7 separate regions of the Mus musculus genome follow, and regions 1, 2, 3, 4, 6 and 7 are each linked to region 5. Evidence: chromatin loops called from intact Hi-C (ENCODE). Cell type or tissue: heart. All regions are shown on one strand. Region 1 overlaps Sipa1l2 (signal-induced proliferation-associated 1 like 2). Region 2 has its middle 94 kb from the start of Gm30713. Region 3 overlaps Pcnx2 (pecanex homolog 2). Region 4 holds the start of Sipa1l2 (signal-induced proliferation-associated 1 like 2). Region 5 overlaps Disc1 (disrupted in schizophrenia 1). Region 6 holds the start of Ntpcr (nucleoside-triphosphatase, cancer-related). Region 7 overlaps Disc1 (disrupted in schizophrenia 1).

What was found. Peaks named below come from ENCODE experiments on the same cell type or tissue, not always from the same donor. Only the 100,000 strongest peaks of a DNase experiment are listed, where the experiment ranks them.
Region 1: it touches region 5 in a loop (2.6-fold over the local background); 6 of 42 quality-filtered maps call a loop at or near these places.
Region 2: a loop joins it to region 5, with 4 times the contacts of the local background. A loop is called at or near these places in 12 of 42 quality-filtered maps.
Region 3: a loop joins it to region 5, with 2.9 times the contacts of the local background. A loop is called at or near these places in 30 of 42 quality-filtered maps.
Region 4: it touches region 5 in a loop (7-fold over the local background); 31 of 42 quality-filtered maps call a loop at or near these places.
Region 6: a loop joins it to region 5, with 2.5 times the contacts of the local background. A loop is called at or near these places in 4 of 42 quality-filtered maps.
Region 7: a loop joins it to region 5, with 2.6 times the contacts of the local background. A loop is called at or near these places in 8 of 42 quality-filtered maps.

The regions. Positions count from the first base shown.
Region 1 is chr8:125,441,302-125,445,301 of GRCm38, reverse strand. Sipa1l2 (signal-induced proliferation-associated 1 like 2) reads left to right here. Exons shown (of 22, transcript NM_001357372.1): 16 at 592-816; 17 at 2,566-2,719. Among named protein-coding and RNA genes, the nearest start is that of Gm30713, 57 kb to the right of the region's middle. In heart, a CTCF peak has its summit at 1,897; a DNase peak (open chromatin) is centred at 451; H3K27ac peaks cover 641 bases.
Region 2 is chr8:125,290,056-125,294,055 of GRCm38, reverse strand. No RefSeq gene overlaps it. Among named protein-coding and RNA genes, the nearest start is that of Gm30713, 94 kb to the left of the region's middle. In heart, CTCF peaks have their summits at 1,504 (motif pointing right) and 3,114; DNase peaks (open chromatin) are centred at 925, 1,935 and 2,355; H3K27ac peaks cover 3,366 bases.
Region 3 is chr8:125,870,289-125,874,288 of GRCm38, reverse strand. The region is part of intron 8 of Pcnx2 (pecanex homolog 2); the gene reads left to right. Among named protein-coding and RNA genes, the nearest start is that of Gm46061, 20 kb to the right of the region's middle. In heart, no CTCF peak of the experiment used is centred here; no DNase peak of the experiment used is centred here; H3K4me3 peaks cover 656 bases; H3K27ac peaks cover 1,907 bases.
Region 4 is chr8:125,567,013-125,571,012 of GRCm38, reverse strand. Sipa1l2 (signal-induced proliferation-associated 1 like 2) reads left to right here and starts at 1,150. Exons shown (of 22, transcript NM_001357372.1): 1 at 1,150-1,358. In heart, CTCF peaks have their summits at 941, 1,976 and 3,203; DNase peaks (open chromatin) are centred at 1,032, 1,652, 2,052 and 2,352; H3K4me3 peaks cover 3,802 bases; H3K27ac peaks cover 2,479 bases.
Region 5 is chr8:125,182,171-125,186,170 of GRCm38, reverse strand. All of the region lies in intron 9 of Disc1 (disrupted in schizophrenia 1), which reads right to left. Among named protein-coding and RNA genes, the nearest start is that of Disc1, 130 kb to the right of the region's middle. In heart, no CTCF peak of the experiment used is centred here; a DNase peak (open chromatin) is centred at 2,040; H3K27ac peaks cover 2,100 bases.
Region 6 is chr8:125,732,118-125,736,117 of GRCm38, reverse strand. It overlaps Ntpcr (nucleoside-triphosphatase, cancer-related), which reads right to left and starts at 1,915. Exons shown (of 5, transcript NM_025636.5): 1 at 1,769-1,915; 2 at 1-50. The coding sequence starts at 1,802. In heart, no CTCF peak of the experiment used is centred here; a DNase peak (open chromatin) is centred at 1,847; H3K4me3 peaks cover 1,181 bases; H3K27ac peaks cover 2,169 bases.
Region 7 is chr8:125,234,394-125,238,393 of GRCm38, reverse strand. All of the region lies in intron 11 of Disc1 (disrupted in schizophrenia 1), which reads right to left. Among named protein-coding and RNA genes, the nearest start is that of Gm30713, 150 kb to the left of the region's middle. In heart, no CTCF peak of the experiment used is centred here; a DNase peak (open chromatin) is centred at 1,793; H3K4me3 peaks cover 1,031 bases; H3K27ac peaks cover 1,329 bases.

The sequences.
Region 1 (4,000 bases), 260 kb before region 5:
GCATTCTGTAAAAGCCACCTTGGGGTCTTGTAGCCCTGCAGCATCTTTTCAAAGTTCAGGCCACTTGTAAGAGACCTGGTGTCAAGAGTCAAGGTACCTCAGGGACTCGTGGAATCTGTATAGCAAAGAGTTTCGTGTTACTGCTAAGTGGAAAGTGTTCAGTGTTCTTGGACACTTGCCTTCAGTGCACGCCCTTCATTAGGCAAAGAAAGGGAGTTGGGGGGGGGGGATTTCTACAGCAGCTGTCTATTAATACGACAGGCTAAGGGACTAGAAGCCTATGAGGAGCTGGCCTGAAGCACCTCTTTGGCCTAGGGTTTTGTACTTATGAGACTGGAGGCATGAGCAGCTGAGTTGAAATTTGAGTCACTGAGTGGCCTACAGCTTGCCTGCTCTTTGCTGTAGCATTTCCCCCAGTTGTATTTCTCAGCTTGCTCCTGCCACACCCGAGCGTGGGGAGCCTCTGGACACAGAGGCTTCCCGTCCAGCAAGCTATGTGGTAGAGAGGTCACCTGCCTTCCCAGCCCAGTGGCCAGGGACCACACGTCACTGCTGTATCTGCTATGATGCCACCTTTGGCTGTCTTCACAGTGGCTCGCAGCACTCAGGAAGCCCTTCAGCTCACTGCTCCAAAAGCACCGGCTCTCTGGACAGTTCCAAAGTCTACATTGTCACTCACGGCGGCGGTCAGCAGGCACCTGGGGCGGTGACAAAGCCTTACCACAGACAAGGAGCAGCAAACAAATATGTCATTGGCTGGAAAAAGTCAGAAGGTAGCCCACCACCCGAGGAACCTGAAGTGACGGAATGCCCCAGGTAAATCTATAACCATAGTCATTGTACACCCTTCCTACCATCTCTGTCTGTCCATCTGTCTGTCCCCTGGTTAGGGTTATTGTTGCTGTGATAAAACACCATGACCAAAAGCAGATTGGACAGTAAAAGAGTTTGGCTTCTACTTCCACATCACTGTTGATCACTGAAGGAAGTCAGGACAGGAATCCACACGGGGCAGGAACCTGGAGGCAGGAGCTGATGCAGAGGTTGCTTACTGGCTTGCTTCCCATGGCTTGTTCAGCCTACTTTCTTACAGAACCCAGGACCACCAGCCCAGGGATGGTACCACCCACAATAGGCTGAGCCCGCCCTATTGATCACTAATAAGAAAATGCCTTACGCCTGATCTCATGGAGGCATTTCCTCAGTCAAGGATCATTTCTCTCAGATGACTACAGCTTGTGTCAAGTTGACATAAAACCATCCAGCACAGAGTACAGTCATGTGAGTCCAGAGGACACCCTCTGATGAGGCCCTGCAGGTGCTGCCTGCCTTCTTTGAGAACAGGGCCTGTCATTGACCTGGAACTCAGGCCAGTGTGACTTGCCAGCCCTTGGGCCCCAGTGACCCTCCTGTCTCCATCTGCCCAACATTGAGGTTACAAGTGCAGACCACCATGCTCAGCTGTTTACTGTGTGCTGGGGATGGGTGCAAGGCAAGCATTTCACCCATGGGGCCAGCTCCATTCTTGCCTCTGCTTTAAACACTTTAAATGTTGGGATTTATGTTTCCGTCTTTAAAGTCTTCACTTTATTCTGATGGTGACGGTGGTGGTGGTGACAGCAGTGGCGGTGGTGATGGCAGTCGTGGTGCTAATGCTTGTGGTGATGTGCAGAAGCTGCGGTGGCATGTGTCGAGTGATCCCCTCCTTCTACCATAGGAATCCTGGGCTGGAGCTCAGCTCATCAGGCTTGGACTTGGAGAAGGCAGGCCCTTCACCTTGAACTCGGAGAAGGCAGGACCTTCACCTGCTAAGCCATCTCTGTAGCCCTTGGCTTTTATTGGTAGCAGAGTATAAAGCTCTGCTGTCTTTGACTCTGTATGCAGAAAGCTGCCTGCAGTAGAGTCGTGGTGACAGCTGGTGGTGGTGTGGCGTAGTCTCCATGGTGTCTCAAGGCCAAGAGCACCATCAACCCCACAGTCAGAGAACACAGAAGCAGGAACACTGCCTGCTTGTTTTGTGGAACTCTTGAGGTTTGATTGGCAGGTAGGGGGTGGGGGGGCAGATATCCTATGTTCGTGAAAAAAAAAAGGAGGGAAAACTGAAGGTCTGGTATTGTTCAGAGTAGCCCAAGAAACCCTGACTTGTGCTCTGCTAGAGGAGCGTGCCATGGTGTAGGTGTGGGCTGTGTGTGCGGTGTGTGCCTGTGAACACACAGCTCATAGGATTGCGCACACAGCTCATGGGAGCCTGCACAGACTCTTGAAGAATAACCTTAACTAATGTGCCTTGGGCTCTCCCCATTGTGATTTTGAAGATAGTGTCTGTCACTGGCCTGGAGCTTACTAAGTCTAGACTGGCTGAGCAGTGAGCCCAAAGATCTGCTTGTCTCTGTCTCTCCAGTGCCAAGCTGACCACCAATCTGGCTTTTTTTAAAATCTGAGTTCATACTAACTGAGCTATCCCCTCAGTTTCAAATGCTTTCTGGACTTTCATCTGACTGCCAAGGGACAGCTTATAGGTAGACTGCAGCTCCTCTGAACCTGTGTTCTGGTTTATTCCATCAGGATATATGGTGAGATGGACATCATGTCCACAGCCACTCAGCACCCGGCAGTGGTGGGAGACTCTGTTTCAGAAACTCAGCATGTCCTATCCAAAGATGACTTTCTGAAGTTGATGCTGCCGGACAGCCCCTTAGTGGAGGAGGGGAGACGGAAGGTGAGTGAGTAACCACGAAGGCTTTGGTGCAACTCCAGGTGCTCATTTGCTCCCCACAGCCCTTCCTGTGGTCCACCAACAGCCCGGTGTAGAGTGGCCATCACCGCTGCCTCGGATGTCAAGGTTTGGTTTGTTTATAGTACTGAGGGTGGAACCCCAGGGCCTCACACATTCTAGGCAAGAGCTGCAGCCCAGCCCTGGCCCTTGCCACTAGCAATTCCTTCAGAGACAAATGAGCTGAGGAGGCTGGTGTGGGGGGCCATTGTGTTCTTGGAGTTGCTCTGAAAGCCAGGCTGGCTCCCCTCGGGTCTTGGCTCTGGCTATGACCTGTTACATTAGCTTATGCAAATGGGTCCCTGTGTGCTGATGTGATAAAGAGTAGGTCAGTAACTGTCCTTCAGGGTCAGGGCTCTGCCAGGAAGTGACACACAGGAGCCTAGCATGGTACCTGGACACAGCCGGCCCTCAAAGGTAACCAGTGAGGCCACACTGCTTACCTCGCCCAGGACCTCCAGCCTATGCCCTGTCCAGGTCGGCCTGGCAGACTGTCTGCTCCAGAAATGGATAGAGATTGGTTGCAACCACATCTATCAAGCCTTGCATTCTGCCACACAGAGCTGCAGCTCTCAGCGACAGCCTCCTCACACTCAAGTCAGCGGTGCCTTCTCAGTGAGGAGTTCACGTCTTTGCTTTGCTCCTCCCAAGTTCTCCTCCCTAATTCACTTCTTAAAATAATGCAAAGCAGGAGCTGCTAAGCCTGATGACCTGACCTGGAGAAGACAGACAGACTGCCCTCCACCAGTGTACCAGGACTGTCTGTGCCCCACACGAGTGAATGAGTTTAACAATGCAATGTTTACAATAACGCAGGGTAATTAAAAAGCATAAATAAGCAGGCCAGTCACTTCTCTTTCAAGTAGCTGAGACTGGTAGCAGACTGTGGAGCACACGTTAGTGTCTGGTTCTAGAACAGACCCTCTCCCACTTGTAGTCAGGCATCTGTGCTTCCCAGGGCAAGTGAGGCATTACCTGCATGGCAGTGAGCACCAGTCTGTGTATCTTACCGCAGTTAGCTGCCTTGTGTTCCTGGAGCAGCAGTGCCATCAGACACTACGCCTGTCCCTGTCCACTGTGATCTGAGCATCCACACTCAGCTGTAAAGAACTTACTGGGGTGTGAACCGGGAATCTCGCCAGAATGTCTCACAAGGAGCCTTTTCTCAACGCTTCTTTCTATCTGGATCCCGGCTAGGGAACTGTGTGTGCTTGGGTTCAAAGGCAG
Region 2 (4,000 bases), 110 kb before region 5:
TCACATAGTACACAGCACAGCAGGATTGACATCAGTCCTTCATGCATCTTTGGCTACAGTGCCTCACAACACAAGGACAAATACAATGGGGGAGGGGGGAACTATCACCCTGACGCCAAGTGAAGTTTCTTCCCTGACAGCTTAAGCTAAGACACCATCACCCATTCATCTGCAGCAGGAGAGCTTAACTTCCCTTTGAAGGATGGAACAAAGCCCAGTGCCTTCCTCTTGTATGCGTCTAGCTACTGTGCCCACCCCACAAGTCTACGACAAGGACCAGTGGTCTGAAGTGTTTGAAAGTGAAATGTCCCCATGTGTTTGAACATTTGGTCTTCACCTGGCGGTGCTGTTTGAGGAACACTGTGGAACCTTCTAGACTTAAAGACTAGCTGGTAGGTATAAGAGCATGGGCATTTGGCTTCTGAGCAATAGCCTGCTCCCACTTCCTGCCTGAGTGCTCCCACTTCCTGCCTGATTAGCTCTTTGCTGCATCCTGACTGCCAGCTGCTCCTTGCTGAATTCTGTTGGATGTTTGGCCACAACCACAAGAAAGCAATGCATGTCAGGCCTACCAGGGAAGCAGAACTTCATACCTAACGGTCCAGGCCTCCTGGGATGCAGGTCTCAGGAGGACGGCTCATACCTCACCCCTTGGCCCTGGCCCAGAGATGGTAGCCCCATCGTGGGCACCACTATGTCACTGCAGGTGCCATTCCCTTTGACAGGCAAGCCTTTCTCGGATGCCCTGGCCCTGTGCCCAGGAGATAAAGATGCAAGCAGGACAGATTCAAGCCACCCTTTCTTCTTAAAATAAGCCATTCATTTTTCAGGGAGTGAGAGCTATTTTTGACTGCATTTGCTCCTTGGCAGCTGTTTCCAAAATGGCTTCGCTGGTCTAAGAATCCATGATTCATCCCTGGGCTGGGCGAGGGCTGGGGACATGGAAATTCCAGAGGGAGTTATAAATGTCACAGCACATGCTGGAGGCTCCCCAGCCCCTCTGGGAAGCCAGAAAAGAGTGTCTGCAAATTCCACAGCCGGTGGGAAACAAGAGCCAGCATTCAGCTGGCGTGGGTCAAGTGCTCTTGCCCTGTCCAGTGTGGGAATCAGACAGCAGCAACCAAAACCCCAGGGTCTTGGGATTGTCCCCAGTCTGCGGGCCACCAGGTCCCTGCAGTTGGTTTCTATCGTGTCCTTGTTTCCACATCTGATTTATTGCTTTCTTTTCTTTTTCTGAGGGAAATATTCTAGAAAACAGTAAAGTCATATTTGATATAAAATATTTCAGTCAGACTATAGAAGAGGAGAATGCAGGCCAGCTGTGTGGTCTTCATGCTCTGAGTCCACCATCAATATAATTTCCCTGACTCTTAGAGAGTCCTCCAGCCTTGGGCACGCTAGGTAATCGCTCCACCACCAACCGACATTCTGCCTCTACCTTCATCACTTTTATCTTTAATTCTGTTCACATGTGTGTGCACATGAGTGTAGTTGCCTATGGAGACCAGAAGAGGGTGTTGGGTTCCCTGGAGCTAGAACTACCGGTTACTGTCTGACCTTCAACACAATTTTCCAGATCCGGCTGTCTGATTCCCACGCTGGGCAAGGCCAGAGAACTTGATCCCTAACCAAAGTCAAGTCTCCTCCGCTATGAAGCTTTCAGACACTCACTTGGGACTTCTCAGAGCGCTTAGCGAGCCCCAAACACAAACTGTGTCCCTGGCAAGAGCCAGATACATGCGTTCTGGAAACGAGAATGAAATTCATAATAAGTCAGGCTCAACAACGAACTCCCTTCATCCTGCCTCTGTTTAGAAGATTTTTTCTCTGTGTGTGTTTTACACAAGCAGCCCCTGCAGGAGTCCGAGATTCCATTAAAGCCAGCGTGTAAAGACTGCTTCTAGGACAGCCTTCCCAGCGCCAGACACTGCGTACTGCGGGTTCCAGATGCTGGTCCCTTCTTAGAAAAGCCTCGTGTCAGAACCCTCAGGAGTGCGGAATTCCCAGCGGAGGAATTCCTGGCTTGTTTTGCTTTGTTTTCTAGTTACTGTTTTAATCCTTTATTATAAAGTTTCTTAGAAAGCGCCAGGGCCTTCCTTTCAGGGAAATGGACGGAGTATAATATCTTTTTAAGGGGAAATTAAGAACTTCCCGTCTAAAATTAGAAGTATTTATCTAGGCCCATGGGTGGGAAATAAATCAAGAAATTGTGAATCTGGTTTGAGGCCCACAGGGCTCTTGAGACATCAACTTGAGACTGGAAGAAAAGAGAGCTCCGGGAAATGAGGCTGTCAGATGCCAGGGATGAAGGGTCAGGTGATAATATAATGAACTCGCACACTGGTCACGAGCCTTCCAAATGAACAGAGCCCGGTGGAAAGTGGGCGGGGTACTGGAGCAGGGCGGGCGCAGGGAGGGACTTGGAGGCTTCAGTTATCCTGAGCAGAAAACAGATTGCTTAGGGGAAAAGAGTGGAGTAGCCTGTTCCCTTGGGTCATTCTGTGGCAATTTAGAGACGACCCCTCCTGCCTCTGTCTCCGGAGCAACTCCCAGTGTCCTGGGAAGTTAAACAGTTAAAAACAGTTATGCTGAGTGATTCACCAGCATGCAGATATGTGTACACGTGTGTACCTATACATCTCTATGCATACACCACAGACGGGGACACTGTGGAAAGTGACTAGAGAGATGATGTGACATGCCACATGCACAGGCTCCTTTATCTCACAGGGACAATCTCCAACTACTAGTGACAGTCTGCAAAGGAAATGGGTTCCAGGCCACAGCTAACGCTAACCTAGCGGGCCCGGAGATCTGAGGTCTGCAGAGGGCAGACTGTGCATGGAAAAGCATTCGTCCTAAATCTGATGCTTTACAATTGCTGTTTAAACTTTTAACAAGGAAGAGACTTACGTTGCATCCAGAGAGGAGAGCCCAGGGACCCTTCCCACCTCCACAGAGTTTGTACATGCTCCTGTGGAGGCTAGGCTGTGCTTTCTTTCCTGGCCTTGGCTCAGGATGCTGAGGAGGACAGAACCAGACAACAGGCCCCTTGTTCTAGGCTGGAGTGGGGAGCAGAAGTGTGGTGGTGTAGGGAGGAATGACCACATCCTAGTGGCCAAAGCAGGGACTGCCATCCCAGGCGAGGGCTAAAAACACTCCAGTGCAGCCATTAGAAGTACAGGCTCCTGAGAATTAGACTTATCACAATAAGAACTCAGTGCACAGGCAAAAATAAGCACAGCCTGTCAGGGCCCTAGCATTTATAGACCCTCGGAAAAGTTCCCAGAATTCCAAACACCACACAATGACAGAAACTATCTGCAGCTGGCAAAACCACAGCTCTGCTAGAGCATGAGGCAAATCATAGTCAGCTGCTGTGGACAGTCCAAAGCAGCCCCACATCCCACACCTGGGATTAAAATGAAAACGCATCCTTACAATATTTGCAATATTTCTGTGTTTTGAAAGAAACCAAAATTCCAGAGTTCTCACTACACTTTGAATGAGTTCTGTGGTCAGATGGCAACCCTATGTTTAGTTCTGTTGGGGAGGAGGTATGTAAGTGTACTGTATGTGCATGTGTGTGGGTGTGAGTGTGTATGTGGGAAGTGCATGTGTGGTACGTGTGTGTGTGGAAAGTGTGTTTGTGGTATATATGTGAGTGTGTATGTGGGAAGTGTATGTGTGGTGTGTGTGTGTGTGGTATATATGTGTGTATGTGTATGTGGGAAGTGTATGTGTGTGTGGCATGTGTGTGTGGTGTAGGTGTGAGTGTGTGAGGTATATGTGTGTGAGTGTGTATGTGAGAAGTGTGTGTATGTGGTATATGTGCATGTGTGTGGTATATGTGTATGTAGCATGTGTGTGTGTGGTATATGTGGTATATGTGATTTATTTTATATGGATTCTATCTTAAAAGATAATCTTCTGAAACAAAAATATAATTCTCAACAGCCCATTTTAAAATTAACCATACATTTGTGTATATACAACCAAT
Region 3 (4,000 bases), 690 kb before region 5:
TATTTTTTTTTCCACAGGTGTGTTGGGATTTTCAGGGAGCCTAAAAGAAAGGACACTATTTTCCTTGTCATGTAGCCACCTCTGAAATGTTCTCTGGTTGATGTTATGACCCTATCACCAATCCTCACCTGGTCGAAAATGTCAGTGCCTGGAGGTCTTTCCTCCCCGCCGCCCCATCCTTCCCACTCTACTCAAACCCAGTCTGTCCTGCAGAGACAGTCTGTGTTTACCTCCTCCCGTCTCATGTGCATGTGCACCAATCAGAGTGGGCTTCCCCAGCCAGAGACAAGCAAGCAGACACTCAAAAGGAAAGGTGTGCATCCACCACTCAACTCGAGTTAGTGCATGCCATGACTGCAGTTTATGAGTGTCATCTAGGACAGCGGCTTTCTCAGACGATGCCTTCAATGGCAGGAGGACACAGACCTGGAACTGCCACATCCTCCTCCCAGAGGCAGGGTGGTATATTCTTCTGCTAAATTCAGAACAAATGGAAGCCTCTTATTTTATCCCATAGTAAAGTCATGAGCTTTGCTTTTGTTTGTTTCCTCTGAATAAATATACTCTACTTTCTTTACACACACACATGCACACACACATGTATTCACACGTGAATGAAGACATACATGTGTACACACATGCACACACAAGCACATATACATATGCATGCATGCATACTCACATGAATGCACATACATGCACACATGTGTGTATACACACATGTAAACACATGAATGCACACATGTGTACACACATGCACACATATGCACACATGCATGCAAACACACTCTTGTACAGCATTCAGGACAGTGCTCTCTGTGGAGGTCACTCCACGGTGTCAGGTTTCTTCTGCCTAGAAAAGAAGGACAAAGTTATGCTTACCTTTCCTGGCAGTCAACCCTTGGCATTTCCTGGCATCTGGCCAGGAGGAAGCCCGTTCTCAGCAGGTGCACTGTACCTGATTGTGAAGTGGGCATCTAAGAGCATGGTGTCCCCCTAGCAGCCTGTGATCCAACACCTTGGCACCTAAGGCAGCTTTGGCGTGTGTACTTCTGTCACTTCTGTCTCTAGCTCTTAAGGCTGTTAAGTTCTGAAGCCTCCCACCCACAGCAAATGCAGATATTGACTTTGAGATTGGAAGGGAGCCTGGTTAGGACTCCATGAGCACACCATAGAAGGTACTGGAAGAAAAACAGCTCTTTCCCTCTAAGGTGGCCTCAGTGGCTGGGAGTACCTCCAACTAGCTTGTAAAACTGCTGGATCCCATTACTGGCTGGAAGGTGACTCTCTCAGCCATTGTGAGGCCTGGTCTTCACGTAACTGTTTTATGTCCCAGATGCTCTGCTCTGAATGGGGACTTGTGAACCATGTAACTTCCGTGTCTCTTTGGGAATTCCTGGAGGAAGCTGAGAGAGGAAGTTCATTTCCCTTCCTGGCTCCCTCAAACACTGTGAGACCAGCCCCCCTCCCCCCCACCACCACCACCGCAGAGGCTCACAGAGCACCCTGAGTCACACGCTAGCTGTTCTTCAAGCAGGCGCCTCTGGGAAGGATATCTGACTGCTCTGCTCTCCCCAGAAACCTGAATCACAGCATCTCCGGGGGCTGCTGGGAAATCCTGCCTGACAGTAAATCCGCTTTGTGTTTAACTGACCAGAACACAGGACTGATTTACTAGTTCAGAGCCCAAAGTGAGCTGATCTGCCTGAAAACTGATCTGGACGCAGGTCATCAGCCCAGGAAATGGAAGAAGTTGCCTGAAAGGCTAACAAATCTTCAGGGTTGAAATGATTCTCACTGCACGTCAGACATCCACTACTCCTTTATAGGCTTTGTAACTAAAATTTCACTCTCCACCCCATGCATGAGTGTATGTGTGTGCACACGTGTGCGCGTGCATGTGTGTGGTGTGTGTGTGTGTGTGTGTACACATGCACACATGTGCATGTGCAGTGCATATATAGGCCAGAAGGGAACTTTAAATCTCACTTGAGACAGAGTTTCTCATTGGCCTGGAGTTCTCCTAGCAGGCCAGGCTGGTGATGAGCCCCAGGAACACACGCCTGTCTCTGTCTCCTGAGTGTTGGGATTACAAGCTCACCTCAACAAACTTCACTGTGTGGGTTCTGGGATCAGAACCCGGGTCCCCAAACTTGCAGGGCAGGCACTTCATCGGCTGAGCCTTTGCTTGGTTTTTGCTTGGTTTTGTTTGGTTTTTGAGACATGCAGCCCAGGATGGTCTTGAACTTTGATTCTCCCTGCCTCTGTTTCCAGTTTCTGGGCTGACTGCCATGCACCACTAAGCTAGAGTGAGAGCTTCTGCTCTTCGTCCCATGAAAATTTGTCTACAAATGTTCTCCTTTGACAGACCCAAACCTTGAAGTTAACACTGCTCCCACATCACCTCTCATGGGCCATCCACCTTGTATTTCCTTTTTTGAGACCTGAGCCTCACCAAGTAGGCTGGGCTTCCCGGCCAGTGTGTGCCACCGATCCACCTCCCTCTGCCTCCTGAGTGCTGACACACCACTCCTGACTTTTGTATGTGGGTTCTGGGCCTCACACTCAGGGTCTTGTGTGTGTGTGGCAAGCGCTGTATCGACTGAGCCGTCTCCTCAGACCGTAGCTGCACCTGGCTTCCGAAGATGGGAAGCAGACAGAGACATTCCAGAAATAATCACCCGTTTTTTTGTTTTTGTTTTTGTTTTTGTTTTTTTGTTTTTGTTTTTTGTTTTTTTTTTGTTTTTTGTTTTTTGTTTTTTTTTTTTTTGTTTTGTTTTTTTTGCTTTATTCCAAGGAAGTGAAGACCTTGAGTTTGGAAAGACAGGGGTGGGGACAGCTGTGGTGAGACTGATGGGTGCTCAGAACAGGGAGATGTGGGGCTCCTCAGTGAACCCCACCAGCTGCCCTTTTGACAGCTCTCTTTGAGGATATTTATCCTCAAGCAAAGAGCGGTGTCACTGTTGGTTTGAAGATAAGTGTTTGCTGCATCAGGGTTAGAGACTTGGAAATTCTTGCCGGCTTTGATCACACAGAGGGGGGTGGGGGTGGGGGGATGGTCCCGGAGCAGGCCTTCCTGTGGTTTCTCCCACACCCTCTCTGAGGTGTGGTTTCTCAGTCTTTGTTGATCTCTCCTCGTCCTGGACTGGTCCTCATCCCGGGGTCTCACTCAGACACGTGGTTAAGAGGTGCTATTTCTCTCCAGGCCCCAGAGTTCCAGGAATAAAATTCCAAGCGGAAGCTGAGGCTTTGTGGCTGCACACACCCCCGGCTGCCACATGAGGGCACTCTCCATCCACTTGATTTCCCTCTGCAGCCTCTCAGAGGCTTCCCTTTATTTGTGCTGTCTTATGAAAGGGGAGTTGATCCCACATCAAAGCCCTCTCCCTGTTAGAAACCTCCCTCCCATCCCCCATCAGGCTGATGTCCTTTAGTGTCCTCTACAGCCAGTGAGCCTGTTACACTAACTTCTGTCCTAAGGCATCCCTCCCCACCCCCTTCCCACCCATCCCACAGTTGAGTCGGGAGCCTTGGGAAGGACAGGCAGAAAAGATAAGGTCTCCAGGGGGGCAGAAAACACTTGTTTTACAATCTGGTGAGGATAAGGAATTTCCGGCGATACTTTCTCTGTCACTGGGAGAAAGCAGCACTGGCCTTGGATTGTTCTTGCAGCTTCCCCAGATGGGTAGGACAACGTTAGGAACACAGGGACTCTAACCACTTTCCGTTTACCCCAGACCCAGCCCTGTCCCACCCAGCCCAGCAGAGATGCCAATTTGGAACAGAGCCTCATACTGTGTAACCCAGATTAGCCTCAGACTTCCAGCTATCCCCCTGCCTTAGTCACCCAAATGCTGGAATTCCAGGTTGGAGCCACCAGGGCCCAGCTCAGCTTCAGCCTCTTTGTTCCCTTCCGGGGCTGGTTCGTTCTTGTCACCCCTACACCACCAACCTCCCCCCTCATGTTTCTCTGAGTGCTCCAGCCTCTGCTTTGACCCTG
Region 4 (4,000 bases), 380 kb before region 5:
GCGCTGTATTCCACAGTCTCTGCCCCGGTTTAATCTGCCCCCTCCCCCACCTCACCCCCAAGCACAGAGCAGGGTCTGGTAAAAAGTTTCCCAGAAAGCACTGCAGCACAGGACTTTTCTCAGACTTCATGTTTGTGGAATGCATACACAACTTCTGCAAACGGTAGGTATAGGGAGACCATCCAGAAAGACCTCAAAACCTGGAAATCTCAGGAGCATAATGTCATATACAGGTTGCTGGCATGTTTTACAAGGCCCATTCCTACGCATTACACCTGTATTTAAAATGATATATAAGAGATTGGACAATGTGCACGCAGAGAAATGCAGCTTGGGTGGGGACCCACTGTTTAAACTTCACCAGGATGTGTGCTCGTAGTAGGAAGCACTGCGACAGGGAAGGAGAGATAACATTATTAACATTATCTCTTCCAGGGAGGAGTTCAAAGTCCCAAACAAACCATTTCAGGACTCTGGGGACGTAAGGTGGAGCCAGCTCTGCCACCTGCTCCGGCCTTATTTACTCCTCCTGCCCGTGCATCTCAAAATAGAGCCCAACGCCGCTCTTCTGCAGCCGGCCGCAGGTGAGGCTCCCGGCGGTTGGGGGTAAAGGGGGTAGACAGGGCCGGAACACCGAGAGCAGGCGTGGGCCCGCTCGTGCATCGCTCCTGGCTCAGGTTCCCCGGCCCGCGCGACTACAGCTTGCACTTTTGCGTCAAGTCCGTCCCTCGGGCTTCGCCAGGCCGTGGTGACTCTCAAGGGTCCGGACATGGTGCGAGCATGTACGAATGAGAGTCCACACCCGGAGAGCACCGGTCGTTCCGAGGGCACCCGGGCTCGCGAGCACTCCGAAGCCGGCCGCCTGTCCCCGTAAGCCGAGGCCTCGCGCTCGCCGCGACCTGGAGAATCGCTCTCCGAGGACGCTCGCGCTCGCGCGCGCCCGACCGCGAGGGGCGAGTCTGGCCAGGAGGCGCGCCAATGGGCGTGGGCGGAGCGCTCGGGGCGGGGCCTGTCCGGTTGGCCAATGGGCGTGGGCGGAGCTTTAGGGGCGGGGACCGTCCGGCCACCGGCCAATGAGAGGGGGCGGCGCGCTCGGGGTGGGGTCTTTCGGGGCACCGGCCAATAGGCGGGGGCGGAGCGCGTGGGGGCGGTGCCGGGGCGGGCGGCGGCGGCGGGAGCCGGCTGCAGACGGAGCCGGGCGGCCGAGGACGCAGCGCGGCGCCTGGCGACAGCTCGAGCCGCGGGCGCAACGGCCGCGCGGGGAGCGCGCCCATGGGTAGCGCGGGACGGCGGCGGGCGGCGAGGCCCTGGCTTCTGCGCGCCGGCCCTGGCGGGGTCCAGAGGACCGCGGCTCCGAGGTGCGTGCCGGGGGGTGCGGGGTGCAGGGCGCAGGGACCGGACCTGCCCGGCTGCGCGCAACTTGCGGGCCGCTCCCCCGGGACTCCCGCTCCTTTGTACGCGCGGGCTCGCGTCTCCGCGGGTGAGGACCGCGGTCGGGAAGCGACCGGCAGCGCCGGCACATTCATTTGAGCCTGGTCGCAGAATCCCGAGAATCAATTTCGGCTCGTCTCCCGGAGAGCGAAAGCCGAGGACAACTTGGCGTCACCCCTTGGGGAGACGTTTGTCGTCATTAACCATCTTCGGCTACATTAATTCAGTCCGGGCCAACGTCAGCACGGGCGAACGGACAGCAAGTGCGTCCTCACGAATTGGGGCTGGGCGATACCTGATTTTGGTCAAAACAGGTCTTAGGCGCTTCGGGTTCTGCTTGGAGTTGCCTCGGTCTGCGCAAGGATGGCTTTGAGAAAGAAGGCCAAACAGCGAGGGGGAAAGGCAGAATGCAGAACACCCCAAAACCCAAGTCATCCGCAGAAAACGGGGCGTCTTGGTTATTCTCATTGGTTTTCCCCAGTAACTTCAAAATAGTCCCAGAAATGTTCCTTTTGTCTGCGGTTTCACTTCTAAACTTTAACACTAGATGGCTTTCTTATGACAGGCATTTTAGTCCGCTGCCCGCTTGAGTTTCCTGCGTCTGCAGTCTAGGCTGGGATTTATTTATTTATTTAACGTCTTACAAATTGGAATGAAAGGAAGAAACTATCCCAAACTGCTGCTTTATTTGAAACATAGTACTCCCCTGTAAGGCTTAAACTGGTTATTATATTTCTTTTTTCAAATATGGAAAGTGGGCTTTGATCTCTAGCGACCAGAGGTGACTACGAATGAGCGAGCTGCTTGTTACTGGGCTCTGCATCGCGGAGGTCTTGATGTCTTTGGAGAATGTGGAGTTCTTGGGTGGGTTTGGTGATAAGAGCTGCATAGATTTCGACATGCTGTTTATGGCTAGCTGGAGCGGTTTCCGGAACAGGCAGCAATGGGATCTATTGCAGGGGGTGGAGGGTGGTTGGGAGGGGGGAAGAATAGTCTATCTTCAGTTTTGGGCGCGTGTGAGGCTGTTCATGCCTAAGGGTTGACCGGCAGCATTTGAGGAAGATCTGTAGCTGAGTGCGTCTGCCTGAGTCATACTGAGGGTTGTGTCACGGACCTCTGCGTTTCCTTCTCCCCTGGTGAGATCTGGCTTGTCTCTTCCCAGCACGGCTTTTTAATGACTAGTACAGTCTAGTCATTAAACTAGTGCCTCTAGTTAACCGATCAGTGGCCACAGCAGATTCTTACATTCTGGGTTAAGTACTTTTTTTTTTCAGGGGGTCGGATTTGGGAATTAAACCTATAGGCTTGGGTATGATAGACAAGCACCCTACCACAAAGCTACATTCCCAGCCTCATTTATTGTTATTTCAAAACAGTGAGCCATTTACTATTATTTTGAAAGAGGCTCACTAAGCTGCCTAGGCTGACCTCACGCTATAGCTCAAACAGACTTTGAACTTGTGGTCCCCTGCCTCATGATTGGCTTGGATGACAGGTGTGCTCTGCTCCACCCCAATTCATTTTCCTTACTTTTGTTCTACAAGTAAAACATCACAGGTAGCCCAAGTCTTGCCCTGGTGGTAGGCAGGCTTATTAGCTGAAGAAATTGAAATTTGGCTTTATAGTTATTTCTTGTGGTTTGGCTGGCTTAAATTATAACGTTAAATTTGTATGTTCTAAATTAAAGTGTATTCATAAATAGCTAAAGGGGGGGGACCCCAACTGGGTAAATGTCTGGGGAACATAGCAAACAGGAAGGGCTTCCCTCAGTACCCACGTGCTACCTATAGATGGGGTGAGGTGAACTTGCATAAGAAGCCCTGTAGACATTTCCTCCGGAGGATGGAGAGAGCACAACACAGCATCCAGTTAGGAGGTGGAGGTGGAGCTTCTGCCTGGGAGTGCGGCTGAGAATTGCACTGTCTGGCTTAAGTGTATAGTTTTTAGAGCATGATTTTGTTATTGTAAAATATTAGGCTCTCGCCAAGAGCGTTTGCTTTAGCGCTGTAACTTCTAGCTTCGTTAGTGGGATCATCATCTTGGTCAAAGCTATGGAGTATACATTTGGAAGGTGCAACCCCTCTCCCCGTATGATAATGCATGGGCTCTTTGATACCTGAGCTTAGTCACTTTTCCAGAGTTTGGGGAATCCTCTTCACCTGAGATAAAAGGGACAGTTGGTTGGATACACTTGAAGATCTATTTCTGAAACAGGTGTTAGTACAAATCATTATTATCTGGTAATTGAAGCTGGCTTGACAAGGCCGTGCACAGGCCTCCCAACTGTGCTTCTGTTTACATGGACCTGCTTCTCACCCTTGGCTCCACCAGTACTTGTTAACCCCAGCTTTAGAGAACCTTGGCTTGTCTTTAAACTTCTGACCTCAATGTGGAGGTAGTTTTAGATATGTGTCTTTACAAAGACACCGTGAGTCCTAAGAGAACATGGACTGACCATACTTGTTTACTTAAGTAAAATATGAAGTCAAGCCTTGTAGACTACAAAAACCCGAGGTCTAGATTCTCTTCCTGAACCTACACAAGTGCTTCTTTTTCGGGTGAGAAGAAG
Region 5 (4,000 bases):
GGAGGTAAAATACCTGTATAATTCAATGCACTGAGGGGTCAAGTACAAAAGTAAACATGACAGCGTCTTTCTGAGAGATGGGTACTGATCCTTCTACTAAGAGCACCCGACTTTCCAAGTTGCAATACAACACTGACATCTACAAATATGTTGGGCAATGTTCATAGCCTTCCTGAGCTCACCCATGGGCTAACAGATCAATAACACCTGCTAGACAAAGACACCCCCATGCCTGGGCCAATGGCTACTTCATGAGTCTCTCAGTGAGCGAAGGCTCAGTTGCTATCCACACAGTTACCTGATACATGATCTAAAACAACCAGGGGGTCCCTGGTATCTGCTCAGGAATGCTTAGGGGCCAGATAGCTATGGAACCTATGGTCTTGGGTTACCAGGGTGGCAGGCAAAGGTGTCTATTGAATAGATGCCATTGGGTGACCTAAAACATTTGAGCATTGCTTGCCATCCCCATGACCCCAGATACCACACCACTACACACACACCACACACACACATACACATATCTTCACATACACACTGACAGACATGCACACATACACACATACATATATACACTACACCTTCACACACACACACACACACTGAAACACACATGAACACACACTAAAATACACATGCACACACACACACACACAGAAACATACCATATAACTAAGATAGAAAGGGGTCATCGTTGGTGCCGGCAGTGGAAGGATCTATGAGGAGGGAAGGAGCCCCATGTAGAGGGGGTGGCAGAGGGTCTGGAGTTTAGGAACTCACTTCTCTGCCCATCCTGGAGCTCAGCCAGTGGCACATGGCTGCCTTCAAAACGCTCTACTCCCCACGATGTGTGATGTGTGGCATCTTGAGTTTGAGTCTGTCCCATCTTAATCACAGCCACCTATACAGGGATCTTAGAACTCGGTGGGCCTGGGAGAACCCTCCCTGAAGCCCAGTGACAGACTGTGACAGTGGATTCTGAAGTCTCCTGTTCCCCTTCCAAAGACAGTCTAAGCCATGTTGGCAATGTGAGGGTTAATGGCCACAAAGACAAGTCTTTACTAAGCCACACCCACATTAGGTCACACCCCTACACTAAGCCACACCCACATTAAGCCACACCCCTATTCTCATTGCTGCCTCACCTGGATTCCTACTTCAATAGAAATGATCATCCTCTGGGAGGGCTTAAAAATCTTTGTTCCTAGGGCCAGCAGGATGGCTCACATGCATGTGCCATGTCACATGAACCCCTACATATATACACCCCCCCCCACACACACACACAGGTCAAATAAGTAACTTACTTTCTAAGAAAATCTAACAGCACTGTAGGAGAGGAAAACAGCCAGCCAGTGGGTCACACAACAACAACAACAACCATGAACTGCAGGGCTGAGTGCCTGAGACCCAGCGTCCTCAGCCTTTTACCAGGCTTGGAGATGAATTCCTCCTGCCCCACAGCTCTGCCAGCAGCCTAATTAATTAAAGCAATCAGTTTGGGGTTCCCCGCGGCTGGCACGGGAGCTTTGAGCTTCTCCTTGGTGCCTGGCTCATGCCTCTATTATTACCTTTTAAACGCAGCTCCAACCACTCACTGTACAGAGTCCTCTGTACAGGGAACCTCAAAGGCATCGACCCAAGTCTGTGCCGAACAGGAGCCGCAAAGGCATCTTCGTCAATCTTTCTTTAAATCTTCACTTCCTGCCACAAGGACAGGTCAATTGACGACCAACTAGACAAGTGGAAAAGCAATGTAAGGTTCTGAAAGAGGGTTTAAATAAAATATCCCTTGTCATCAAGCCTGTTAAGAAGATAGATGTCTCAAGGCAGGTGCGCAGAGGGTACAGGACCCGGCACAACCGCTCAGAGCCAAGAGCCAGGATGGAGAGGATGCTCAAAAGGCATGCAGCTGTGCTGATGTATCTGTTACTTTATTCTGTGTTTTACAAGAGAAAGATTGAGTCTCTCAAGGTGACAGACGAGCTCCCAGAATGCCCCTCTCTTGGAGTTTCTCTGTGACTGGCTCCCAGCAGCAGCGAGAGCCTCGGCTGGTGAGCTTCACCACAGCGCCCTCTTGTGGCCATAGTCCGGGTGGCGCTGCTCCTGATCCCTTCCTGAGAGTTCACTCCTGGCTCTAATTACAACTTATTTACAACCCTTCTCACTCCTGGTTTTAATCACAACTTAGTTACAATCCTTCACCCGGGTTACAAGGGGAGTCCAGTCCGTGCAGAGCACGGTAGCTCGGGTAGAGTTGTGTTTTCTTCCCTTTTTTTTTTCTTTGTAGTTTCCTACCATCCTTCTTCCTGCCTCTTCTTCTAAGATCTGGCTGAGAAGCCAGCAGCCAGGTCAGACTTCCCATCCTCTAAGATGGCATCTCCCTCCAGTGGCCCACATCTTGAGAAGATCCTGTATATAACTTCGGGACAAAGGGACCACTGGCCCAGAGCTGCCCCTCACCCGTAGAGGTTCTGTGCACTGTTTGTAAAAGAGAGACTGGATCACAAGGGGAGGTGCCTGAGGAACGCAGAGCTGTGAGGAGGAAGCAGAAATTCAGTGTGTGTGGCCTGCAGGGCTAGGCAGGCATGCCAAGCTGTGTACTGCTATGCCAACACAAGTATATATTAGGTGAAAAGATAACTTTCTCTTGAAAGATTCATCATCCTTAGTAGTATTACTCTTTTAAGACATCCCAGTGCTCACTGGACTAAAGATTCTTGGTCTGGGCAGTGGTGGTGTACACCTTTGATCCCAGCACTCAGGAGGCAGGGAATCTCTGTGAGTTTGAGTCCAGCCTGACCTACGTAACAAGCTCTAGGACAGTCAAGACTACGGAGAAAGACCCTGCCTCAAAAGGAAGTTATAACCGGACAAAGACTTGATCGACCCCCTTCTGTGTGAGTCTCTGGGATCTTTTCGCTCTGTCAGCTTCCCTTACACGGTGATAGAGACACAAGCCAGTGTGGAGACGGTAACTGGCCTGTATGCTCAGGGTGCTCAGGGGTCTTTCCAGACATGAAGACTGAGAGTAGTAAATATGCTTCAGAGGCAGACAAGGAGTGTCACACAGACTCAGTTCTGGGAAAGCTTACTGGGCACATACACAGAATGTTACTCAGGCATTCCCTCCGGGCTGGAGAGCCAGCCCAGCAGAGAAGAGCACCTACTGCTCTTGCAGAAGACATGAGTTCTGTTCTCAGTATCCGGATCAGGAAGCTCACAACCACCTATAATTCTAGCTCCAGGGTTTCTGATGCCCCCTTCTGGCTTCCATGATACCTGAACTCACGTGCTGGAGAACTCATTCATTCTCTCTCTCTCTCTCTCTCTCTCTCTCTCTCTCTCTCACACACACACACACACACACACACACTCTTAAACTTAAGATAAATCTTTTTTAAATTTCCTCTTACAAGGAGCAGGGAAACTCGTGAAACCTACAGGACTCCCAGGCTCCTTCTCAAGGCTGTATCATCAACCAACAACTGCCCACTAGAGGAGACTCATCAGTCTATGAGGAACTGCAGAAGTGCAGCTTCTGAGAGTCCTCGCCCACGACAGGGTGGGAATTCTTCAGCCCCTCAGTCTCTGTGCCCCATGCATGTAACCCTGATAGACTCACTGGCTCACCAGACTGGACTTGCATGGAACTGTCTGGGGGACCTGGGCCCTCTCTGGGTTAATAGACATTCTCTAGCCTCAAGTTCTTCTCTGGCACAGGGCCTCACAGGTGTCTCTCTCAGTTTCAGTGATGGTCCCAGGGACATGGGTAGACACAGGACTGGCTCTGCTCTATCCCCACACATGGCGTTGTCCCCAACTAGATACACTGAAAAACTTCCAGAAGAGACTAGTTCAGACCAAGATCCCAATCCTAATGGTCAAATTTTTATCAATGGACTAACTATAAATAACAATAATAATTATTTCAAACCTGAAAAAAAAAGAAGTTTGGTTGTTTTCACCAAAATATAATATGGAGCTGGGCCAGCAAGAG
Region 6 (4,000 bases), 550 kb before region 5:
GGACTGCAGGACCTCGATGGCTTTCTGGATCAAGGTTGTTTTGCCAACCCCTGAAAGAGACAAAGGAAGAAGAGGGGTCAAGAAGTTTTACCTTGTCAAGCCCATCTGGCCTGCAAAAAAGCAATAGCTGCAAACAGGACGGGCTGCAAATGTCACTGCCTGCCAGATTGCTCCAGGTGTGAGGGATTTTCCACCCCAGCAGAGGCAGGCGGCGGCATGAAGTTTACTTACTTCTAATGCAGTCCCAGGACATATCTGGGACCTCCTTCACTCCTAGATTTACCCTCTGTTCTGGTTTAAATCTAAAGCATCCCTCCAGCCACTCTTGTGTCTGATCAGGCAGATGGTACTGTGTGGGGAGGTCGTTAAGCCTTTATAGGGCATGAAGCCTGGCTGTGAAGGTGGGTCAGTGGTGGTGGGCCAGAGGGTTGCAGCATAATCCTTATGGATTTTAAGCAAAAGTATGTATGTGCCAACAGCAGATGTTTGTGGCCTAGAACAATAAGGAACAAAGGTCCCACACTTAGCTCCTGAGGGTGGAGTTCCCTGGGGCTACCCCCGCTTTTTGTCTTTTATTATTTACATCCCAAACACTGCACACATACACACACCCCACCACCAACAAAAAGCCTGTCACTTTAACATTTCACTTTAGCTCTCATACCAAGCAGGCAGCACTTTTATTATAAGGGGAGGGGAGTATATTTATGGGCCAGCAAGACGGCTCAATGGGGCAACAAGAACCAACTCCTCAAAGTTGTCCTCTGACCTCCACACCTGCGCACACACTCACATACGTAAATAAATGCAACTTTCAAACTCCATATATCCGTATTTCCAAACAGACAACACACAGCAGCCCAAGAGCTCTTGACCCAGAGGCTATCTCCTCACAGGGATTGTTATGTTAAAAACAGCTGAGCAAGCCAGACAGTGGTGGCCCATGCCTTTAATCCCAGCACTTGGTAGGCAGAGGCAGGTGGATTTCTGAGTTGGGGCCAGCCTGGTCTACAGAGTGAGTTCCAAGACAGCCAGGGCTACACAGAGAAACCCTGTCTCAAAAACCAAACCAAAAAAAAAAAAAACCAGCTGAGCAAAGCCCCCTCTGAGATGACTTACAGATGCTGGTCAATATTTAGGAAGAGGCTGAGAGGCAGTGGTGCTGACAAAGGGTGCTTTCTTTTTAAAAGTCTCGCTAACTTGCTGGAGAGGGGCTTAGAAAGCCAAACCCTTTGGGATGTTAGTGAGACACACTGGAGTGGGGCCTGTAGCGCAAGGGGCGAAGCATTACTAACTCTTGAGACAGGAGGCAGGGGTGTAGAGGTGCAAATCCGGGACTGACAGTACTCCCAGGTTCTCCTCGGGGAGGAGGGGAAAGCCTGTGAGTCCGGTGTTCACTAAACCTCTTATGAACATAGGTATTGATGATGGCTCCGGGTGAACCCTACAGCAGGAAGCTGGGGACCCAACTGCACCCTGATTTCAAATGCAGGGCATGCTGTGCAAGGCCGGCGCGCCTCCAACTGCGGCCCCCTGCTCCTCCCCAAAGCCTCTGCCTGTTCAACTGACTCTAAAGTCTACAGAGTACACCTGGGCCTCAGTGGCGCGAGACCCGGGTGACAACCGGTCCTTGGGGACATGTAACCGGTGCTCCCCAGTCCTCCTGGCCTTCCCTCTCGCCGGGTTGCGATACACCAAGCCAGGCCGGAGACCGGACAGAGGTCCAGGCGCTCTACCTCCCCGCCAAGTCCCGCAGGCTCTGGGTCACCTGGAGGCCCGGTGAGGAACACGTGCCGCGACATGTGCGTGGGGGTCTGGGTGCGGGGTGGTCCAGAGCGGGGCGGTCGGGGGTCAGAATGGGCGGCCAGGCTCCACCCCTTACGCTGAAGGCCACGCCCCTGTCGGCAGGGAAAGCACCGCCCCGCCCCGTGGTCGCGCATGCGTTTCCAACGCTCCCCCCCCCCCCTTCCCGACACACAAGGCGCACGCGCATTCTTCCCTACTCCTGGTGCTATGTGGCAGTGGCTGGCTGTAAGGTCTGGGAACAGTCCTATGTGCCAGACTCACGTGAGGTGTCTGCACGGATGCATTCGTGGAAATTCCAGATACTTGGCCGTTGCTACTTAAGTATCTGAGTTCTGTCCCTGAGACCCTCACCTCAGGCTGCAAGTGAGCTCCTATGTAGCAATAGAAACCCTCCTTGAAGGAGCAGCCGTTGGTGGGATTTGAACTCCGTGTACAATGTTCACTTGGCTGCGGAGCAGTCAGCTGGAGAACAGCTAACCTCAATTTATCCTGGCCTCCACCTCCCGAGATGAATATCTGAGACAAGGTAGTAAGAGTCTAAAGATCTGATTAAGCTTTTTTATTGCAACCTGGAAGTAGAAGGAGCTTCCAGTGACCTGACCTGAGCGGCAGAAACGGCAGAAAGAGTTGTGGAAAGCAGAAACAAGAGCAAAAGCGAGGCTTCTCTCCGCAGAGTTCTCCCCTTCCATTGCTGAAAAAGAACTTCCTCACTGACTTCATTCAGCTGACTGGGACGCCCATGCTCGGGGGAAACTAGCCCAAAACAGTTTTTTCAAAGCCAGTTTGATGGTCATCTTAGTGATAGTGCCTTGATTCCATTTTGGCCCGATCTGGACTGCTAGGGGCTCACACAGCAGCTTGGCCCAAAGCGATGGCCTCCTTTAGACTGGAGTAACTGGCATTGGTCCGGAGAACTTGAACCTGTTTGCAGGAGGTTTTCAAGCTTGCCCACGTTGCAGACCTCTGATGCAGGCGGACTTCCTATCCCCAGCCATGCACCGAATCCCTCATCTCTGCTCCATACCTCCACACTTGTCTATCAACCCACAACTGCCTTACCCAGAGAAAGTGGATCCTTACCTCAGTTAGCCTCGAGACTCATTCCACCAGCAAATGAAGTGGCAGTGGCTTTTGCCCGCGATGTACCTGTAGACCCTTCTAGTCGAGCATGCGTGCAGTTGGGCTTGTGCTCAGTCACCCTCCATTCTGGATGAGAAAGCCATTTCCAGGAATCCTTACCTTTAATTGGTTTGCGAATGTAATATACATACACACATTCACACACACACACACACACACACACACACACACACACACACACATTTTTGGACTCCTTTCAGCAGGCAATATATGCCAGTTTAACAGCTCAGTTTCCTGCTGTTTAAATCACCTAAAAAGATTGGCAAGCCACACCTGCCACTGTCATCTCAGTGTTGTTTATAGCCCTGTGTTACTCTAATGGAGTATTATTACTTCTTATCCCAATGGGTAACTTGCCTTCCGCATCTTGCACCTGCATGGACTCAGAGAATGGCTGATGTAAGCAAAGCAAACCCATGGGAGAACCTTACACAGAGAGACAACATGTATAGAATCCTAAGTGCTTCTTGTATCCAGAATATTCATTTTAAATATTAACCCTCTAGAATTTTCCATCGCTGGCAAGGGGACTGGAATTGTAAGGCGTTCTGGGAGTTGGGTTGTTTTCGGTAGCTCAGAGACAGAATCGACATAGAGAATCAATACCGGAGGAAACAAAGAAAATGTCTACATCGATCTGCTTGGCCTTGGGCACTCTCCCTCTTCCTCTCCTTCTCTCTTTTTAAGACAGGATCTTTTCTGTAGCCCAGGTTAGCTCAAGCTTCTCCTGCCTCAGCTTCCTCAGTGTTGGGATTACAGTCATTCGCCCCCAAAACAAGTTAGATGGAAATCCTTCATCCATTAAAAGAAAAAAAATGAGATGACAGTAGTATGTTCACTATATGATAATTCATTGAATGAGTGCTCACTTGGTACAATTTCCACGAAATAACAACATAGTTTCAATGATTTATATGTAGTAAATTAGCATCAAAGGGTCACAGCAAGTGAGTACAATACTGATTTCAAATTTGGTTATCTTGACTCGTGTGTGTGTGTGTGTGTGTGTGTGTGTGTGTTCATGCATATATGTAATTGTGTGTACAAAAGCCAC
Region 7 (4,000 bases), 52 kb before region 5:
AGTACTGATCCACTGTACACAGTGTATGATCTGATGTGGCTCCCAGCATACCAGCGAGACAATACAAAGGACCAGAGGCCAGGGCTGTGGCTGCTTCCCTGCCTTCACAGACATCTATCTCCACAGGGGATTAGACCCTCCCCTACAGGCTCCCGGACAGGCAAGTCAAATTTGGCTAAACAACACAGGTTGCACCCTGATTTGCCCTTGAATACATAAACGTACCCTAATTGGCTAAAAGGCTACATATAAGTTCATGTAATAAATGATAAAGTTAGACCTGCACTCTGATGCTGGTCTACAGAGTCTGAATTCTGGGCAACTTTGTGGGCTCCGTCTCTACTTTCCCCCACTTTCTGGTCCCTGTTCTCACAGTGACCAAAGCATGCAGCATCCATCCTACGCAGTGTAAAGAGATGAAGGGTTTGTCTGGGCTCATTGATAAGAGGACTCAACACAGGGATGCTTGGCTTGATGGCCGTGGAATTTGCAGGAACAGATGACCATTCATCTTCTTACCTTGTGTTTTCGTTTCTAGTGTGTTGTTGTGGTAAAAATAGATTAGGAGAAGCAACTAAAGGGAGAAAGAGTCCATTCTACGCCACAAGTCAAGGCTATAGTCTTTCCCGATGAGGTGGTCACAGAGGCCAGGGGCTTGTGTTCGGTGGTCACGTTGTAACCACAGTCAACAAGCAAAGAAGGACGACTGCATGGTACCTACATCTCAGCTCCCTTTCTCTGCTGGTACAGGGGCGTAACTGGTGGTTGGCACCTCTCGCTCCCATAGGCCAGGAGGACATGGTAGAAGGAGTGGGAGGTCGGTTAGTCACACCATACCTCTAATTAGGGAGCAGAGAATGAACAAGGAGTAAGATCTAGATACAACACTCAGAAAGTTTGTCCTCGGTGACCCTACTTCCTCAAGGAGGCTCTGCCAGCTAAAGGTTCCAGCCTTCCCAAACTGTGCCACTCACCGGGGACCAAATGTTCAAATTAGAGAGCCTTTAGGGAACATGTCACATGCAAAGTACAATGGTCAGGAAGTAGAAAGCAAGACAAGGAGGGGTGAGAGACAATGTGTCCCCAAAGGCCACCCTCACCCCCTCCCACTATCTCCCCAGATTCTCAAAATATTGCCACCGGCTAAGGTCCAAGCCCTAACACATGAACTTTCAGAGGGATGTTTGTTGTCTAAACCATAACACTGCCCATTCTCCCTCAAACCAGGACATCCTAAACAAACAAACACAAAGAAAAGACAAAAACAACAACAACAACAAAACAAAAACAAAAACAAAAACAAAAACAAAAAAAAAACAGAGTTTCCCCTGAGCTATTTCTAAAGGCTCCCATGTCTCATAAAACTTTGATTAAATAAATTTGTCACACTTTCCCCCTTTGTCAGCCTGTCTTCTGTGAGCTATGATTCTGAGGTGACTGGGGAAGGGTGGCCCTGGCATTCTGGATGCCAGCCTCAGAAGAGACAAGGCTAAGGTGTCTGCTGTCTTTGCTGCAGGATTCTTTGCTTGCAGAAAGCAGTAGCGATTTTCTGGTTGCTAAATGTGTGGTGTGGGATACCTCTGTGGTGCGCCAGCTTCTCTCTGGCTTATTTTAGCTTGCTTGGTGGCAGCCTCTGGCTTGGAAAGGACACAGCTCAGAGGGAAGTCAGAGGGAGTCATGCTGTCCAGGGAACTAGGCAGGAGGGAAACTCATTAGAACAAGAAAGCAGCTGGCGTGGGCAGGCAGGCTACAGTCGGGAAAGAAAGGATCCCAAAGGTATTGGGGTCAGAACAGCACGGGCAGTGCCCCTTCAGTTCAGGAGCCTGGAATGCTGTTCCCTGCCCCCCTACCCCCTGCCCCAGCTTCTGCCTGGCTTCCGTGCAAGGTTGGAACCATCTATAAACCAGAGCCAACAGCAGCGTGAGACTCGGCAGAGAACTCCCAGGACGCTAGAAAAGAAAGGGCTCTCACAATCTGTGCACACGCATGCCTTAGCTGGGCTGCTGACTTCCTCTGGAACAAAGCGTCATCGAGCAAAGGGTTTTGCCTTCACGGACTCGGCTGCAGAATGAAGGTAATGGCTTTTAGCCTGGCAGGGACCTTCAGCCACAGGGCTGGTGTTCACTCCCTGAACAATGTGCCTCCGAAATGCGTATCACTGTGCTGGCCAGATAAGCAAGGAGAGGCTTTGAAACCGTTTCCCCCGTGGACCTCTGTAAGAAGCCCATGATTTGTCATGGAAGATTTGGATTGAAAAGCAATTGCCTGCCCCCAGGGTGTCATGCTTCAATAACAAACCAGTGTGGGGTGGCCCCGCACAACAGAGCCCTGCAAAGCCAAACACACCTGGAGCTGCAAAGCAAAGAAACATTTTGCCTCAAGATAAACACATCATTCCCCGGACTTCAATAGCCACCCCCCAGAAGCAAGACGGGAAGGCAAAAGCGCCTTCACCAGGGGACCCCTAACCGGCACACCTCTGAGCCTCAGGGGTCTAAAGCCTTCCAGCAAACACAAGCAAGACGTCCCCTTTGGTAAACCTTTCTCTCCTCAGGCACATGTCTAGTTCACTGCTCGGTTCTCCTCCTGATAATGGGAGCAAACTGGATTAGCAAAAGCTGTTTGAGATGTGGTCTCCAGAAAGGCAGAGACACAGAGATCAGCACGAGCTAGGCTTTACCGAGTGCACAGAGTCTGCAACTAAGGTGGCACAGGCTGCTCTGCTCACACACACCTCACCGTGACCATCTGAGCCCTCTGAAATAGTGAGCCAAAGATGTCCTTTCCTCTCCTGAATCTATTGGGCATTTGGCCATAATAACAGGAAGGGTCATTAATGCAACTAAAAAGTTAGTTCTGATTGTTCTCTCTTGATTTTTTATAGCCGTTGTTATTTGTGTGTGTGTGTGTGTGTGTGTGTGTGTGTGTGTGTGTGTATGTGAGTGTGTATGTATAGGTATATGTGTATGAGCTTGCATGCATGTTCATGTGTGTAAGAAAAGTGTGCACAGGGAGACCATTTGTGTGTGTATACATATTGAGGACAGAGTCAGTTGTTGTTTCTTTGTGAAACAGGGTCTCTCACTGCCCCGAAGCTCACCAGTTAGGCAAGTAGAGCAAATCCCAGGGACCCTTCTGTCTCCACCTCCCCGGTGCTGGGATTACAAACCTGCATGCCTATCATGCCCAGCCTATTATGTGGGTGCTGGGAATTTAACTCAGGGCCCCACACTTGGACAGCAAGCACTTTACCCAGTGAGCCATCCTCAGCCCATGTTGTTACTGGTATTGTTTCAGTGAATAAGAAAATATGGCCTACCAGCAGCAGAGACAGAGCCCAAGCAGAGAGACTCCAGGCTCAGACCTCCACGCTCTGCCTCTCTCACTCTGAGCACTCGAGTCCTGAGCCAAGTCCACTGCTTCATGTACAGACCTGATTTTAGGCAGGCAGACATTGCTTTAAACTCTTAGTCACTTCTGGAAAGTTATGTGCAATAATATCCATTCTTTTCTTTGCTGGAAAGCCATGATTCAGACATACACACCATCAGGTGACTACACCAGAAGACAGAACTCATCTCTCACCCCTCCCAGATTCTTCTTCCCAGCTACCAGGCAATGAGACTGGTCTCTGGTCCTATCATTTTGCCCCCCCCCCCCAAATCTATCATCTTAAGATTCAAGACACTCATGACCCCCAACAGATGCTGGTCTCACTAAACGCTAAGTGCTCACAACAGCTTCTCCATGGGGACAATGTTCCAGGACACTTCAGTGCACACCTGAGACCACAGAGAGCATCAAACCCAAGGAGAATAATTTTTCTTATGTATTTTCTTATGTACACCTGTGACAAATCTTGATTTATAAATTGGGCATGATCAGAGATGAGCAGCAACAAACACTTTAAAATAAAAGTTATAACAAAATACTCTCACCTTAAGAGCTTCTGCTGGCTGGGCAGTGGTGGTGCACGCCTTTAATCCCAGCACTTGGGAGG